Regions from separate parts of the Mus musculus genome. Here region 2 is linked to region 1. The links are chromatin loops, found by intact Hi-C in ENCODE. Cell type or tissue: gastrocnemius. All regions are shown on one strand. Region 1 holds the start of Gm32703 (a long non-coding RNA gene). Region 2 overlaps Pde4d (phosphodiesterase 4D, cAMP specific).

Region 1 (8,000 bases):
TTCAGTCAGAAGTAGAGGTGAGGTTAATGAAAAATCAAAGGTGATTACACTACTATGTGTTCAAAGAGGACAGATATCCTGGCTATTGCAACATGAACAAATGGACTCAAGCAATAGGACTTAGCTAAAACAGAAGCTGTTGTTTTGTAGCAAAGTACTCTTTCTTCTGGAAATGAGAATGTTAATCCTTTAAAGGGAAAATAACCTTTGCTTTACTTAAAGCAAAAGTTAAGAGGTATGGCCTTAACCATAGAGCTGTAATACTAGAAGAAAATGGAGAGATGCATACTATGTAGCAAGGACTACTTCCAGGACTTTTAATCTTAGAATTAAGGGCTCCTGATGTGCATTTTCTGTAAGAACAACTAGATCCTTATGCTGACAGACGGCCCTCACCAACAAGGGAAGGGAGGCACAGGCACCAAAGCCCTCCTGAGTCGGGAACACTGGTGATGCAGTTGGAAGTGGGCCCCTGAGGCCTACAGACATGCTATTCTGCCTCTTTCATAGACATCAGAGCTTGGGAACAGAGACTGTGGTCATCAGAGAAGGGAGATACGCCACAGCCCTGACTGTGCATGACTCTAGAGTTGTAACAAAACAGGCACCTGTCAAGGGTAACAGAAGAGTCCTCTACCCCCACATTCACTGCAAGTGATTTCTAACTGGAAACCAGAACATCTGTAACAACCCAGTAGGTGATTTTGCTGGTGTCTTAGACAATGAGATGGTTGGTCACAAAAGCAGCTATGGACCCCTACGAAATCTGTGTTTATATATCTATTACTTATCCTGAGTCTGGTCAAAATGTTTACATAGGAAATATATTTTGAAAATCAGGCCCAATAGAGGCAGCACCTCATGTGTATGTTGGGAGACAAAAGGCCTTGTAATGTGCTTTTATCATAAATCACAAAGTTTCTGCTGTAAGAAATTGAATCCACGCCCCCTCGGAGGTACCACAAAAACAAGCAACTTTCAAAATAAGCACCTTTGTCCTTGTAATGGCCTCAGCAGTGAGCTCTTTCACACTCAGTCACAGATGCCAATAAGAAACGGGATGGGATGGTGCACGTCTGGAGAGCTCCATGCATTGAATCATTGAATTGAACCTTAATACCTGACCACACATCCAAGAACTAAGCAAGTTCCGTAAAGTTGGTCCACTCCATGATTCATGTGTGAGCAATCTATCAGAATTCTATTGGTTCAGCCCAGAAGGACTACCCTCAAATAACTAAAGCATTCTTAAATATGAGCAGGTCAGATATTACGGTTGTTTGTTTGTTTGTTTTTTATCGAGTCAGCATTCAAAGTTTCCCTTAACCTTCTATGGAAATGCAGGCCAATTGATATTTGGTATCAGAAATCCATGTATGCCCTTTTCTAGAGCATTTTCAAATAACAACAACAACAACAATAATAATATAGACAAAGCAGATTTCCAGTCCTACCATTTCTGTTCCTTACTAGGTAGGTTGTCTATTTTTGTTTATGAACTATTAGCTATTGTGAACATCCTATGCTTTCTTATTTGGGATGCTTTGTAGCAACAAGAAAAATTTAATTGCATAATCGTTACTTTCTCAAATGGTCTTCTTGGCTTTATACTGAGCACTCAAGACAGACCTTGCTCTGCTTGTTGCCATGGGGTTTTAGAATTCTGAGTTTCCAGACTGGAAGGTATTGATTACTTACCATATCCAGGAATGCCTTCTGAAAGGGAAGGTATTCACATGCATCATGTTCGCAGCTCTTCCGTCATTAATATTTTCCTCGTCTCCTATGTTGCATGTAGTGATTTTCACAGATGAATCCCAACACTCTGGTTTGAGCATCGATCATGGATAATTATTGCAACAAGTAATGAATTTCACCCCCCAAAAAAATCACCCCCCCAAAAAAGAACACAAACAGCAAAAACAAAAGCCCTTCCAGGATTTGGAGAACGAAACATCACAGAGTATTGCAGGTATGAGTCCATCCATGTAGCTCCTACCAGTGAACACACTAATAGAACCAGTCCAGTCTCTACTCCTAAATGATGGCGAGTATTGTCCTGGTGAGATCCAAGTGTCTTGAGTATGAATTAATGCATCTTCATAGAAAGGACTATGGAATGTGGACAAAAAGGAGTCAAAAGACAGTTTCTTGTTATCCTTGTTAAAGAAGTGTTAGGAGGGAAATGGAAAACTTCAGGTCGCTGTGCCATGCTGTCCTTTAGGGATGAATACTGCTTTTTCTTCTTTCTTAGGAACATATTCCTGTGTGGTCACTTTAACGCAGTGCTACTGTCTGAGGCTGAGACGTGTCCGACAAAGACCTGGGCAGAGGGACTAGAAACCATGTATAGCGCAAGGCAACTTCTTCTCCCGATCTCAGAATTGCTGGTTTCGAATGCCGAAGTAGGAAGGCAATGAGTAATTTCTGCTTTGCAGGACAGGATTGGTGCTGGCTCCCATCATGACTTCAGAAGGCGCTGTGGTGATGAAATTCATCTGCCGCCTAACCCCACAATAAGGCTGTCTGCTCTCTTTAAGTAAAATGACTAAGCTATCGATTCTCTCACTGCAGAATCCCCTCTATCAAAACCGTGTGTGAGCTTTTAATATTTTTTTTTTTTTTTTTTTTTTGCCTTGGAAAGAAAATGAATTTCACAGCTGCAAGGCAGACGTTGTCTAAGAATTTCTTACTCGGCTGGCTTTCTTGTCTCTCTGTTGTCTTTACCACCCCAATTCAGTTCCCAATTAGATGTCATTTACTCTGGTGCTCTGACATCCGCAAGATTTTCATGCCCAGGCTATACAGACCTTGCATGCTTTTGAAACACAGTGGCAACAGGAGTCCCCCCACACCGAATTTCCGGCAGAACCTTTGGTATCCTCGCAGCCGCCTTGTCTGCCCTGGGCTGTGCCGCCCCAGCTCTGAGCAGGACACTTGCAGGCTCCCTGGTACTGTACATTAACTCTGCAGTAGCCCGCTCGCTCAGCTGCAGACTGCTGCCTGACAGGGGATATGCTGGCGTCAAGGGGGCCCTCTAGGTGGGTTCCCCGTCACTGCAGAGCCGCGCACTCCTTGCTAGCCTCCAAGGAAGAGTGAGCTAAAGGGGTTAAAAGGAAGAGCTTGCCCTGAAGGAGCAGATTTCTTTCAGTAAGTAATTACCAGGCAGGAGAGGAAAAAAGGCTAAAGAAACCTGTAAATAACCTCACAGGGAAATGACACACTGAGCAAATAGACGGAGGAAGGTTTTTCTGTTTGTTTGTTTAATTTTCTACCTATTCAACGAAAAGAAAGGGAACAAATGAAGTCCAGAGAGAATGTGCAAATGATAGGTATGTTCTTTTTTTTTTTTTTTAAACAAAAACATGGGGGCGGGGCAGCTCTGCTTACTAAGATGATTTGTAACCAGTTAAGTACGGATCTCCACACTCTGATTTTGGACAGGAAATCCTGGGGAAGCTAGTTCTGCCGAAGTCACTTAGACTTCTGCTCCGTTTGCGCATGTCATAAAGCTGCTTGTTTGATTAGGGGGTGTGTAGCTGGGAGGAGAGCTCCCGTTTCATTTCCTGGAGCCTGCCCCTTTGTTGCAGAAATTCTGTGCAATAGTCCCCCGAAAGCACCCCATCGCTGTTGATGCCATTTTGGAGCAAGAATAAAATAGTAAACTCTTGGAATAGTAGGTTGGCTCTTGAATGGTGCTTGCCTGAAATCAGAGAATGGGCTTCTCCGTGGTAATGTGCGCAACGTTAACGTATCTCTTTTAACTTGGGTGTTTAAAGAAGGCCATTATGCAATTGCTTCATATTAAAAGGAATACTGGCAACACTTAACATCCTATTCATCTTCACTTAGGGTTTCCCCAGTGAATTCTTGTCCTTGTAGGAAAAAAAAAAACATTACTGGGGAGAAGAGGATTCATTTCTCATAAATTCTAAAGCAGATGTTTAAAATAAAAATGGAATTAGTTTCAGAACTGCTAAGGTTTGATGAATTGATGGTCCCAGGTCAAGAATTCATTCCTGGTAGGAGGAAGAACTAGAGGATTCCTTTAAAGCAATTTGAATTGTGCATGCAGAAAGATGGCACCATGTAGCACAAAGGGACATGAGGAAAGTTACTGGGACTTCCTGTGATGGAGGCAATGTCCTTGAAGCACCTTTGTGTAGAAGGGACCAGATCTCTCTCCTAAGGTCATTTGTGAGCCTTCCCAGAACCCTTTCGGCTGGAATTGTTCTCAGCAGACTCTCAACGCTTGCAATCAGGTATCACACAGTAATGCAAACTGGTTTGTTAGAGTGTATACTTAAATATCATTATTTAAGACCTAGGTGTACTAGCAATGTCCCTGGCCATCTTCTAAGTGCTTCACAGGATAACCCCACTTAATCCACTCAGTGATGCTGTGAGGCGGAGATGATCTCTGACCCGGTGCCAAAGAGGAGTGGAGGCACTCAGAAGTTAAATATTGCTGGAAGACAAATAACACATTTGCAGAAAGAAGTCTGACCACATGGCTAAGATTTTTGCCTGTATTATTCTATTCCCCCCAAATTAGTTTTGCCACCTGGAGAATGAACTCTAAGGGCTAGTAATTGTCCATCATCACACTTTCGGGGAGAAGAAGCTCTGGGGCCCACTTAGGTTATAGGCATCTGTCCTTTTCCTTTTATGGTAGGGATGATGTGACAGGCATTAACTATTTCAAAACCAGTACATTCTTCTCATGCCAGGTGAGCAAGCGGGTCTCCTTAGAACGTCGTAATATTTGTAAAAAACAAAAATAAGCTAGTACTATAACTTCCATTCTAATAAGCATTTTCACTTGACACTTTTGTCTGTTTTTAGTACATTCTATTTCCATTCTATTCATAGGCCAAAGTGGAATATCTATGCAACCCAACAACAACAACAGCAACAGTAACAGCAACAACAACAAATAACTGAACAAATTTTTTCCAGGCATCACGGTTTCCCATCTGATACTGGCTAGCTATGTTTCCACGTGGGGACAATGACATAAGCAGACACTTTATAGATTGAAAACACAAAATGACTCAGTTATTAGGTCATTAAATGAGATTTTCAAATTAAAATATACTTTTAAAAGAAACATCAATTGATTTTTCCCCCCAAGTGCTGGGAACTGAAATTGAGACCTCACAGATGTTAGTCATGGCTTCAGTCACTGACTTAAATACCCGCCCTTCAGCCTAATATTTTTAAGGTGAAATTTTCTTTCTTTCTTTTTTTAAATATGTAACTGTTTCAAATAAGATAAAACAAGCTAGATAGTAACAACTGAAAAACAATAATAAGCACTAAGAATTCTTGAAGCCTAACAAAGAAAAATATAATTTATCTCCCAGTCCAGGGAGCTAAGATTACAAATTAATGAGTAACCTTAAGTTGAGTAGTTTTGCAGATGTAAGTCAAATATAAAAGAAAGGTTCTGAGTTTTAAGAGCTACGGCCAGTAAATTACAAAATGATGCTTCATGAGACAGTAATGAATGAATGTGTGATTTTCAGAAAACAACAGGCAGAGTAGTGTGGCAGCTTAGAAACGCGTTCTAAAAAGGAAAAAACGTTGAGGACTTTCTTGTTTTGTTATATTGAAAGACAACGGTCACTTTACAGAACTTCTAAGTCTGGGTGAACCATGGCAGGCTCTCTAGCTCATCCCAGCCTCAGTTCTGATAAGCAAAGGATCACCAATCACTCCCCACTGACTCTTAGACCTCAGGGAGGTCCCTGTGGCTAGGCTGTAGCCTCAGATCAAGCAACACCAAGACTGACCATGTCTTGTGGTCTTTAAATTTTTCAGTCCCACAGAAAGCCCGAGATTAGCTGATCGTTCAAGGCTAGACTAGTATTAACTACCCTCAAATGAGAGATGTGAGGAAAAATACAGCTAAATTACTATTGAAGTATGAGCTTAAACATAGAGCAAATCAAAACACTTAACGTTTTCATTAAAGTTACTCAGGGTTGTGGGTGTAACACTTGTTCTGCAAATAGAGGCGTTCACAGGACTAACACAGAAAGTTGGACACGGTTATGTGGGTGCCCGTAACCATGGTTTTGTGGAGGAACAAGGAAAGGGGGACTTCCAAAGTTTGCCAGCACACAGTGAGAATCTGTGTCAAGAGATGGAGCAGGACACCAGATGCCTGCCCCGATCTCTGTCTCCAAGGGTATGTGCAAGTGGATGCATCAACACAAACATCACATAGACGTTTAGACAATATTGCTTAAACTTTACACAGACCCAAAGCAAAAAGAATGGGGGCACTACCCGTTGTCCCCTGTCCTTTCTAATAAAATCCTTTTGTGAGAAGGAGGCTGACTCTTGACAAATGCTTAGAAATCTAAAATTTGGTAAAGCTGCCTTTGGCCACCTGTGAGCCAGGGTAGAGACAGGGGTCTCAGGGTTTCGGGGTTCCTCTTTTTTTTTGACTCCTTCCTTTCAAAGTTTGGTTCTACAAAAGAGGAACAGAGAGCCAATAGCTTCTTCAAAACCTCGCAATTCTTTCTTGATCTTTGAAGATTCCATGCTCTTCACATTCCTTCAATGTTCAATGTCCCTGTCAGGTGATGAAAAGGCTAAGTCACCCTGTCTTGCTATTGTAACCACAGCGTGCCACAGCCCCACACTGGCCTCTGAACCTGGGTAGTTCCTTCTTGTGCTTCTCAGTAATGGGAGGTGACAACAACTGCCCACTGAATTCAGGTTCTTTCTGTTTGTTTATGAGTTTTCTGTTTCTGACCCTTCTTCTTCTTCTTTTTTTAATTGGATATTTTCTTTATTTACATTTCAAATGTTATCCCTTTTCCTGGTTTCTCCCTGAAATCCCATCCTCCCTCCTCCTGCTTCTATGAGGGTGTTTCTCTACCCATCCACCCACCCCCACCTCCCTGGCCCCTGAGTAACTTTTTAGTGAAAATATTAACTAAAGCATTTTTATGATTTCATTTATATAACTTCCAAGAGCTTACTAAATCTCTTAGAGATCCCTTTTAGTATATATAAATGCATACACACACACACACACACACACACACACACACACACACACATATATATATCCATATCTAAACACATATGCATGTACACACATATGTATATGTATGTGAATATGAGAGGGGCATAAAAATGTGTAAATGTATATATATATATATATATATATATATATATATATATAGTATATAAGTATGTGTACAAACATAGCTTGTTGTAGTATTTTATTTACAGAAACAAATTATAAGCTACTTTATAATACAAAGTGTTTACATATATTTTAATACATTCATTTCAATATAAATACAGATTTTTCTGTAAGGTACAATCTACTTGTTTCAATGTTTTGGTGTGTTTAGGACACTCAAAAACTTTATTGGCACTCACTAAATGTTAACTAATGACCATGTCAATAATGATGCCATTATCCTCCTGACAACTTTGAGCAAAGGCTGAAGGCGTGCTGTTCAGCACATTCAAAACTGAAACAAGAGAAGTTCTTCATGAAGCCAGGGTTTAGACTGCTAAGCATCAGGGAACTGTGTGGTGTCCCAGCACGTTGCTGCTATATTCAATTCCCACATATTCTTGTAACTGAGAAATAGTACCAACTGAAATAAAAAAGAAATTTACTAAAAAAACTATCTTGATTGTCTAAAAACTAACAGGCCCTTTGGTAACCTGTTCATGATTTAATTTATTAAAAATTAGTCATCTGGGACCATAGAGTCAAAGCTTAAACCTTCTCTCTTAAGCAATGAGAAGATACGTTCACAAAAGAAGTGGTTTATCATCCAATGCAGTGCACTTCATGACTGGAGCATCTAGAACATTCACTAAACTCCACTAGAAGTATTTGTAGCAGTAGAAGAGGTAGAATATAAATTTCTGGGATAAGAAAGGGCACTTAATATTTAGTTTCAAGTATAAAATATGGAAATATTCATAGCATATTTGAAAATAAAAATCAGAATTTTAATTAT
Region 2 (8,000 bases), 320 kb before region 1:
ATCACCATGCCAGACCTAAAGCTTTACTACAGAGCAATTGTGATAAAAACTGCATGGTACTGGTATAGAGACAGACAAGTAGACCAATGGAATAGAATTGAAGACCCAGAAATGAACCCACACACCTATGGTCACTTGATCTTCGACAAGGGAGCTAAAACCATCCAGTGGAAGAAAGACAGCATTTTCAACAATTGGTGCTGGCACAACTGGTTGTTATCGTGTAGAAGAATGCGAATCGATCCATACTTATCTCCTTGTACTAAGGTCAAATCTAAGTGGATCAAGGAACTTCACATAAAACCAGAGACACTGAAACTTATAGAGGAGAAAGTGGGGAAAAGCCTTGAAGATATGGGCACAGGGGAAAAATTCCTGAACAGAACAGCAATGGCTTGTGCTGTAAGATCGAGAATCGACAAATGGGACCTAATGAAACTCCAAAGTTTCTGCAAGGCAAAAGACACCGTCAATAAGACAAAAAGACCACCAACAGATTGGGAAAGGATCTTTACCTATCCTAAATCAGATAGGGGACTAATATCCAACATATATAAAGAACTCAAGAAGGTGGACTTCAGAAAATCAAATAACCCCATTAAAAAATGGGGCTCAGAACTGAACAAAGAATTCTCACCTGAGGAATACCGAATGGCAGAGAAGCACTTGAAAAAATGTTCAACATCTTTAATCATCAGGGAAATGCAAATCAAAACAACCCTGAGATTCCACCTCACACCAGTCAGAATGGCTAAGATCAAAAATTCAGGTGACAGCAGATGCTGGCGTGGATGTGGAGAAAGAGGAACACTCCTCCATTGTTGGTGGGAGTGCAGGCTTGTACAACCACTCTGGAAATCAGTCTGGCGGTTCCTCAGAAAACTGGACATAGTACTACCGGAGGATCCAGCAATACCTCTCCTGGGCATATATCCAGAAGATGCCCCAACAGATAAGAAGGACACATGCTCCACTATGTTCATAGCAGCCTTATTTATAATAGCCAGAAGCTGGAAAGAACCTAGATGCCCCTCAACAGAGGAATGGATACAGAAAATGTGGTACATCTACACAATGGAGTACTACTCAGCTATTAAAAAGAATGAATTTATGAAATTCCTAGCCAAATGGATGGGCCTGGAGGGCATCATCCTGAGTGAGGTAACACATTCACAAAGAAACTCACACAATATGTATTCACTGATAAGTGGATATTAGCCCCAAACCTAGGATACCCAAGATATAAGATATAATTTGCTAAACACATGAAACTCAAGAAGAATGAAGACTGAAGTGTGGACACTATGCCCCTCCTTAGATTTGGGAACAAAACACCCATGGAAGGAGTTACAGAGACAAAGTTTGGAGCTGAGATGAAAGGATGGACCATGTAGAGACTGCCATATCCAGGGATCCACCCCATAATCAGCATCCAAACGCTGACACCATTGCATACACTAGCAAGATTTTATTGAAAGGACCCAGATGTAGCTGTCTCTTGTGAGACTATGCCGGGGCCTAGCAAACACAGAAGTGGATGCTCACAGTCAGCTAATGGATGGATCATAGGGCTCCCAATGGAGGAGCTAGAGAAAGTAGCCAAGGAGCTAAAGGGATCTGCAACCCTATAGGTGGAACAACATTATGAACTAACCAGTACCCCGGAGCTCTTGACTCTAGCTGCATATATATCAAAAGATGGCCTAGTCGGCCATCACTGGAAAGAGAGGCCCATTGGACTTGCAAACTTTATATGCCCCAGTACAGGGGAACACCAGGGCCAAAAAGGGGGAGTGGGTGGGCAGGGGAGTGGGGGTGGGTGGATATGGGGGACTTTTGGTATAGCATTGGAAATGTAAATGAGTTAAATACCTAATAAAAAATGGAAAAAAATTAAAAAAAAAAAAAAGAAAAAGAAAAAATAAATAAAACCTTCTTAATATGTGAAAAAAAAAAAAAAAAAAAGACTTCACGTGTCACTTGGGAGGCAGAGGCAGACAGATTTCTGAGTTCGAGGCCAGCCTGGTTTACAAAGTGAGTTCCAGGACAGCCAGGGCTATACAGAGAAACCCTGTCTCGAAAAACAAAAACAAAAACAAAGACTTCACATGTCTTGGTATAAGTCATGAGTTAGATGCACACACTTGGTATGACACCTTCTGTGTAAAAGAGAGTGCTATCTGCCCATTAATTAGGGTTGCTTGAACAGTTAACAGAAAGAAACTACTCCAGGTTAATGCCAATGACATAGCTTAAGCAAAAAGTATGTGGTGACCATGTGTTTATTATGGAAACTTCCATTGACTTATCTGGCCCATAGGAAGTTTGCTGAATGCTTATTAGTGGCAATATACAGAATCCTCCGTTTTCTAATTGACCTAGGGGTTTGAGAACTGTGCCCTGAGTTTCTTCATCGGACAGTGGTCCAGACGAAAGTCACTCTGTGTCTCGGGTGTTTGTTTTCTCGAAGCTGACGGGAACTTGTGCAAGTCAAAAGGAAGCTGTTTATGCTCTGCAGCCATGGTGACCTTCAGCAGTCCCCCTGAAGGAGTTCATAGAACCTCCGAGTAAGCCAGCCAGTCACTGGAAAACCTGGCTCATTATCACTCACAACTCCGAAAGGTCACACCGCCTGTGACGAAGTATCCAAATAGCTAGCTGCTGACGTCAGGCCATAGTGTCTTTCATGAGGCATGAAATTCTGAATGATGCAGAAATAAAAAAATTAACGATCCAGTCGTGAAATCACGACAACTTAATTTGTGTTCTAAGATGTGAAGAGCAAACATGTCAATAAAGTATTTAAATACAACTCCTGCCTCAGCCGGCTACTCCCTATTCTAGATGAAGATTTTTTAGCCTCAGAATTTTGAGATCTTTAATACAAAACACTTTTGTGATTACCCAACAGCGTCTGGACATTGGGTGGTAGAAGTAGTAATTTAATAGTTCATTTCCGTAGGAAAAGTTTTTCAGGTAATTCATAGTTTATAATCATTTGAAAAAAATAGCCCATTCAGGAAGACATTAATTTATGAATGAAATTTTTTCTGTAGAAAGAGTTGTTTTGCTTTGAGATGGGGCTCACTGTATGGCCCTGGCTGGCTTAGCATTCACTATATAGACTCTACTCGCCTCCAATTTAGAGATCTGCCTGCCCCACTCCTGGGTTGCTGGGACTAAAGATGCTTACGACCATACCTCAACTGTAGGTCAGTTTTTAAACTTTGTTTTACTGGTAAGATATTAAACTGAATTTTGGGGGGTTTAGTATGCACATTTTATACACTTATTTTAAATAATTCCTATCTTTTGGCTATTGAAGAATTTAAGCAACAACAAAAATGTTGTCAAGTAAATTGTACTGTATTCCATAATCTGGATAAAATCAAATGATTGCTATTTCGGCGGACAGACAAATGGAATGAGACCGACAGATGGATGGATGGGGGCGGGACAGTTAAGCAGTACTTGAAGCATTGACACTATTCTGTTTCTTAACTTTCGTTTACTATTATTATTTCTGCTTTAGATATTACTGCATATATAGTATGCCACATTTCCAAATGAGACTGAGAAAAGCAACCTCCCCCAGGCTCTGGCTGCCGGCCTTTGGCCTGCTGACTTTTAGCCTATAGTTTTGCATACGCAGTTGTGTACTCTGTTGTAGTAAATGCCACTGAAGACACACAGATGTGAGTACTAGAACTCTGTTTTGGTTTGTGGCAGGATAAAGATGGTTCTCTACTTAAACGTTAAAAATATCTTCCACTCTGTAAGCTACATATGATCCTGGCAGAAGCGTAAATAGACATTTCTCAGATGAATCTGTCACACATGATGTTGCCCTGAGCCTGGGTGACTAAGAGACATTCTTCATAGAAATGTCCCTCAGGACACGCCCGGGAGGGAAGCAAGCCTTGAGAGAGGAAGAGGAAAAAGAGGAAAAGGGTTTATCAGAGCCCCTGGGTGAAGGGTCAAGTTCCTAGATTCTCTTGTGTTCCAGGGCAGCTCTCTGCATAGACTCAGGCTAGCATTAGAAGCTACAGCCAGAATTCTCTTGCCTCTTTAAAGCTTATTATTAAAGGATCTCTACATTTTCTTCCAGACGGCTTAGGCTTAACAGTTAAAGGCATTGCTTTCTCTTCAGCCACCTCCAGTAAGTGTGTAATCGCTTACAGTAACAAACAAAGGAATGATGAAAAAATTCTAAATCTTGACAATGAGCAGTGCTAACACTCCAGGAAAATATTGTTTATGGATTAGGCCACAGCATGGGAATATCCACACACACAATTCTCATGTTCTTCGGGGTGCTTTCAAACATTTCTTAGCCAATAGGATTCACTGATGTTGGCAGGAAAAAAAATTATGCTGGCTTCATTAAACAGTTAAAGTGAATGAGTAAAATGTTTTTGGATTTATTATTATTATTATTTTTTTTTTTTTGGCCAGGCTACGCACAGCCGATGCCACTGGGTGGCAGTACAGCACAGGCTGTGACATACAGGGAGCGGAGGCTATGGTTTGTCTTTGTGAGGTCAAAGACTCTTAGGAGTCACTTCAGGAAAAAAACAAAACCAAAACAATTAGTGGAAAATTATTTACAGGATAAAAAAACGTTTCCTCTGTTGAAAATCAAATCTCTTTCCAAGTTATACTTCTATTAAAATGCATGAAGTGATTGCTTCTCTGTGTCAGAAAGTTCTGGGTGATTTCATAATGACACGGTCTAGTAAGAATGGATCTATGTAGAAGGTTGCTAGCTGTAATTCATTCTGGTGACACACAAGTTGTGTTTTGTTTGTTGATTTGTTTGTTTTATAAAAGTGGAATAAAAAGCAAACGAAAGACAATGAACTTTCCCCATTGCCCCATGTAATCAATGAACTTGGCCACAAGATTACTGCTATTGGGGTGGAACAGGAAGGGATATACAGGAGCTTAAAACTATATTGGTGATGGCCTATTCCTAACGGAGCACTAATTCTCTGTTGTGGTAAAAATAGCCACTGTATTCCCCCTCCCCACCCCCACCCCCCGAAACTAACTGTCATAGTTTGGAACAAGAAAGACAACACAATTGTTCTTGTTTTCAGAGCAGACATATCTCCTGCCTCCAAAGGGGACAAGGATGCTGGTTTCTAGGGTTTGAACGCTTGTTACCAGTTTTAGGTTTTAGAAAGCAGTCAAAACCAGTGGGGCAGTGGAAAATAAGCAGCTGACTGGCGAGCCAGCTCCCCTGCACAGCTTTTACTCATTTCTGTTCATCAGCCCTAAGGACTCTGGCTAAATTGTTGCTATGTTCAACAGGAAGAGATGAGCAGTGGACATGAGGGACAGCTAAAGAGGATTCCTTCATGTCTAAGAGAACACACTGAAAGATTTGAGCACAGAGCAGAATCATTCTAAGGTAAAACGTACAAACTAATTAAAGCTGGCACATTTTTTTTTCCTGTGGACTGGGGTGCCTCTGAGCTTTTATAGAAGTTCAAAAAGTTCAAAACTTAAGACTAATAAAAGAGTTTAGATGTTAGCTAGTACCTAAATCTGGTTATGATTTGGACATTTGAATAATAGATGGATTCTGCAGGCTCTGTTCTGATAAGTAAACCTACCCAAGATGTTCAATAACAGATGGATTCTGTAGGCTCTGTTCTAATAAGTAGATCTACCCAAGGTATTCAAGGTCCCATTTCACTCCACAAAACATTTGGTCCTTAACCATTCTGTACACATTCCAAAACACTTTAAGTCATTTTATCATCTCACATCTATGCCACGGAGTTGAAATAGTTTCTTCTCTTATGCATGAAGAACGCAAACATGTTGCCCAGTTAAATCTTTGTATAAATAACACATGTGAAAGAGGAGTAAATAACATATCAGGTTGAATGGCATTATTGAATTTCAAACCCAGAGCATGTACTAATTATACTAGATGTAATTTAATCCATGATATAGTCTCCTTCTGGTGCTAATTCCAGTTTAGGGAAATAAGGGCCCGCTGCATACGTACTATCTCCCTTAGATAACTTGTTACTTGAAAGTACAGACACTCCTCGGGCCTAACAGCCTTACACAAAGCACCTCTGTAGGGCTAAGGTTACATTCTCCAGCACTGCCTTTTAATTACTCGAATGAGCCAAACAATTGGCAGTCACATAGGTGTATGTAATAAAGTCGTATTGAGAATCATAATAAGATCTGCACATCAACTGTGTAAATCTTTAAGAAGCCTACATGCTCCCAGGTTGGCTTACCTGAGCAAACGGGGTCACAATCAAGTCATCTCCATGTCTGCAAGACAAACCAGAGGCAGTGTTAGAAGGCTCCCGTAGTTCTCTGACCACGTTTGAGCAATATTAAATGGTACATCCCACTGCAAGCAAATCCCATTGGGAATTACAGTAACTCCATCTTTATCTTCAGTACATTTCCTTCCCAGCCTCTGGGTTGAAAACACATCTTCCCGGATGCTAACCATTGTCCATCTCCCTTGGACAAAAGAGAGTCTCCTTGGTTACCAACCAGTGTCAACGTTGCCTTTTTAGGCACAAAGGATGTGCTCTAAGTAGAAAAGGGGTCTCAGCTCTGGGTCTGCACCTTTCTCTACACCTCCCATTGTAGATGTTAGCCAGGAATGCCGTGCAAAGGACCAGCTACAGAACAGGCTTCTGGGAGAGAGAACCCTGGGCCATCCAACATTTGTAGGTGAGCATCAAGTGATCTGTACGGTCATGTGTAAGCCTTGGATAGGCCAGGAGTCAAACATAACACAGGAGTGCATCATCCAGTAATAAAAAGCCCTACGAAACTTTTCAACGGACTCATGTTCCAGCCACTGTACTTACAGGGGAATGTTACCCTGTGGGTGCTGTTGCTAGGGTAACGTCAGCTCCACTAGACTAGGGATACAGGAGCAAGGTGTCAGTGTGACATGTCTTGGAGAAGCAGGGAAACCCAAGAAGTCATGCAGCATTCTTCTTGGAAGAAAGTGGGAAGCTAGGACCTGGGACTCTTTGCAATATTTCCCAGCACCCATAAATTGAAGAACGGATGTCTTAAATCTCAGTGTTTATTTCTTTATCTAGCCAGTCACAACCTATTTTATTTATTTCAATCATTTCATTTCACTTATCTTGAAAGATAGAGTTTTTCCTTGGTATACCAGGCTGATGTTGAACCTGTAATATTCTCACCTTGAGCCTGTTAGTGCTGGGATTTCTAATGAGCATTGCCACACCCACTTCAGAAAAAAATTTATTTTTTAATTAAATGAATGTAGTTATTTTACACACACATTTCCTTGACATAAACTTCACTGAGAATAGTTCATTTGAACTGTCAGCTTATTCCTGAGCAATCCATGTCCCCAAACCGGCACCTATAAAGCTTGTGGTACAAGGAGCAGAGAGATGATATTTCCAATGGGCTAATGATGAAGACCACCTCTGTGGCAAGCAGTCTGGTACCTAGAAACACGTGCAGAAACTTCCAGAACAGACAGAATAAGCCACTGCAGGTCAGTGTGGAAGTTAGTGTTACACTAGTCTTCTGATGTGGAAGGTGCTCTATGTCTGTTCCCTTATCCTGGTCACCAGAGTGAAGTAAAAGCCATGCCTGTGGCCACAGGGAGGCCCACCTCTCAATCTCGAAAGAGAAGGCCCTGCTGGCTCCTGGGCCAGCTCTACTGGGGATCTGCAGGACAGGCTCAGTGGCGTGTGTTGACAAGGAAAATGACAGTGCTCTCATCCTCCACACCTGGTCACCTTACCCTCACCTCTGTGGTCCTTACCACACTATTTTCCACTCTCACTGTTTCGGAACTAAAGAGCCTGAAATATAGACAAGAGACTGAGAGTCTCTAAAAGCAAACCTTCTTACGTACAGCACTTAAATACAGAGAAGGGCCATCTCAAAGACAACGTTCAGCCAGATTCAGCTCCTGCAAGTACGATTCCCTCAGTAACTGTTTCAAGACTGGGAATGGAGAGACC

What was found. Hi-C counts contacts between places; a loop is a spot of excess contacts. Peaks named below come from ENCODE experiments on the same cell type or tissue, not always from the same donor. Only the 100,000 strongest peaks of a DNase experiment are listed, where the experiment ranks them.
Region 2: it touches region 1 in a loop (3-fold over the local background); 2 of 42 quality-filtered maps call a loop at or near these places.

What each region holds. Positions count from the first base shown.
Region 1 is chr13:109,436,052-109,444,051 of GRCm38, reverse strand. All of the region lies in intron 3 of Pde4d (phosphodiesterase 4D, cAMP specific), which reads right to left. Gm32703 (a long non-coding RNA gene) reads left to right here and starts at 3,041. Exons shown (of 3, transcript XR_003950566.1): 1 at 3,041-3,150. In gastrocnemius, a CTCF peak has its summit at 3,055; DNase peaks (open chromatin) are centred at 2,383, 3,003, 3,565 and 4,416; H3K4me3 peaks cover 4,375 bases; H3K27ac peaks cover 4,691 bases.
Region 2 is chr13:109,755,877-109,763,876 of GRCm38, reverse strand. It overlaps Pde4d (phosphodiesterase 4D, cAMP specific), which reads right to left. Exons shown (of 17, transcript NM_011056.3): 5 at 6,264-6,300. Among named protein-coding and RNA genes, the nearest start is that of Mir1904, 140 kb to the left of the region's middle. In gastrocnemius, a CTCF peak has its summit at 4,483 (motif pointing right); a DNase peak (open chromatin) is centred at 4,495; H3K4me3 peaks cover 2,840 bases; H3K27ac peaks cover 5,830 bases.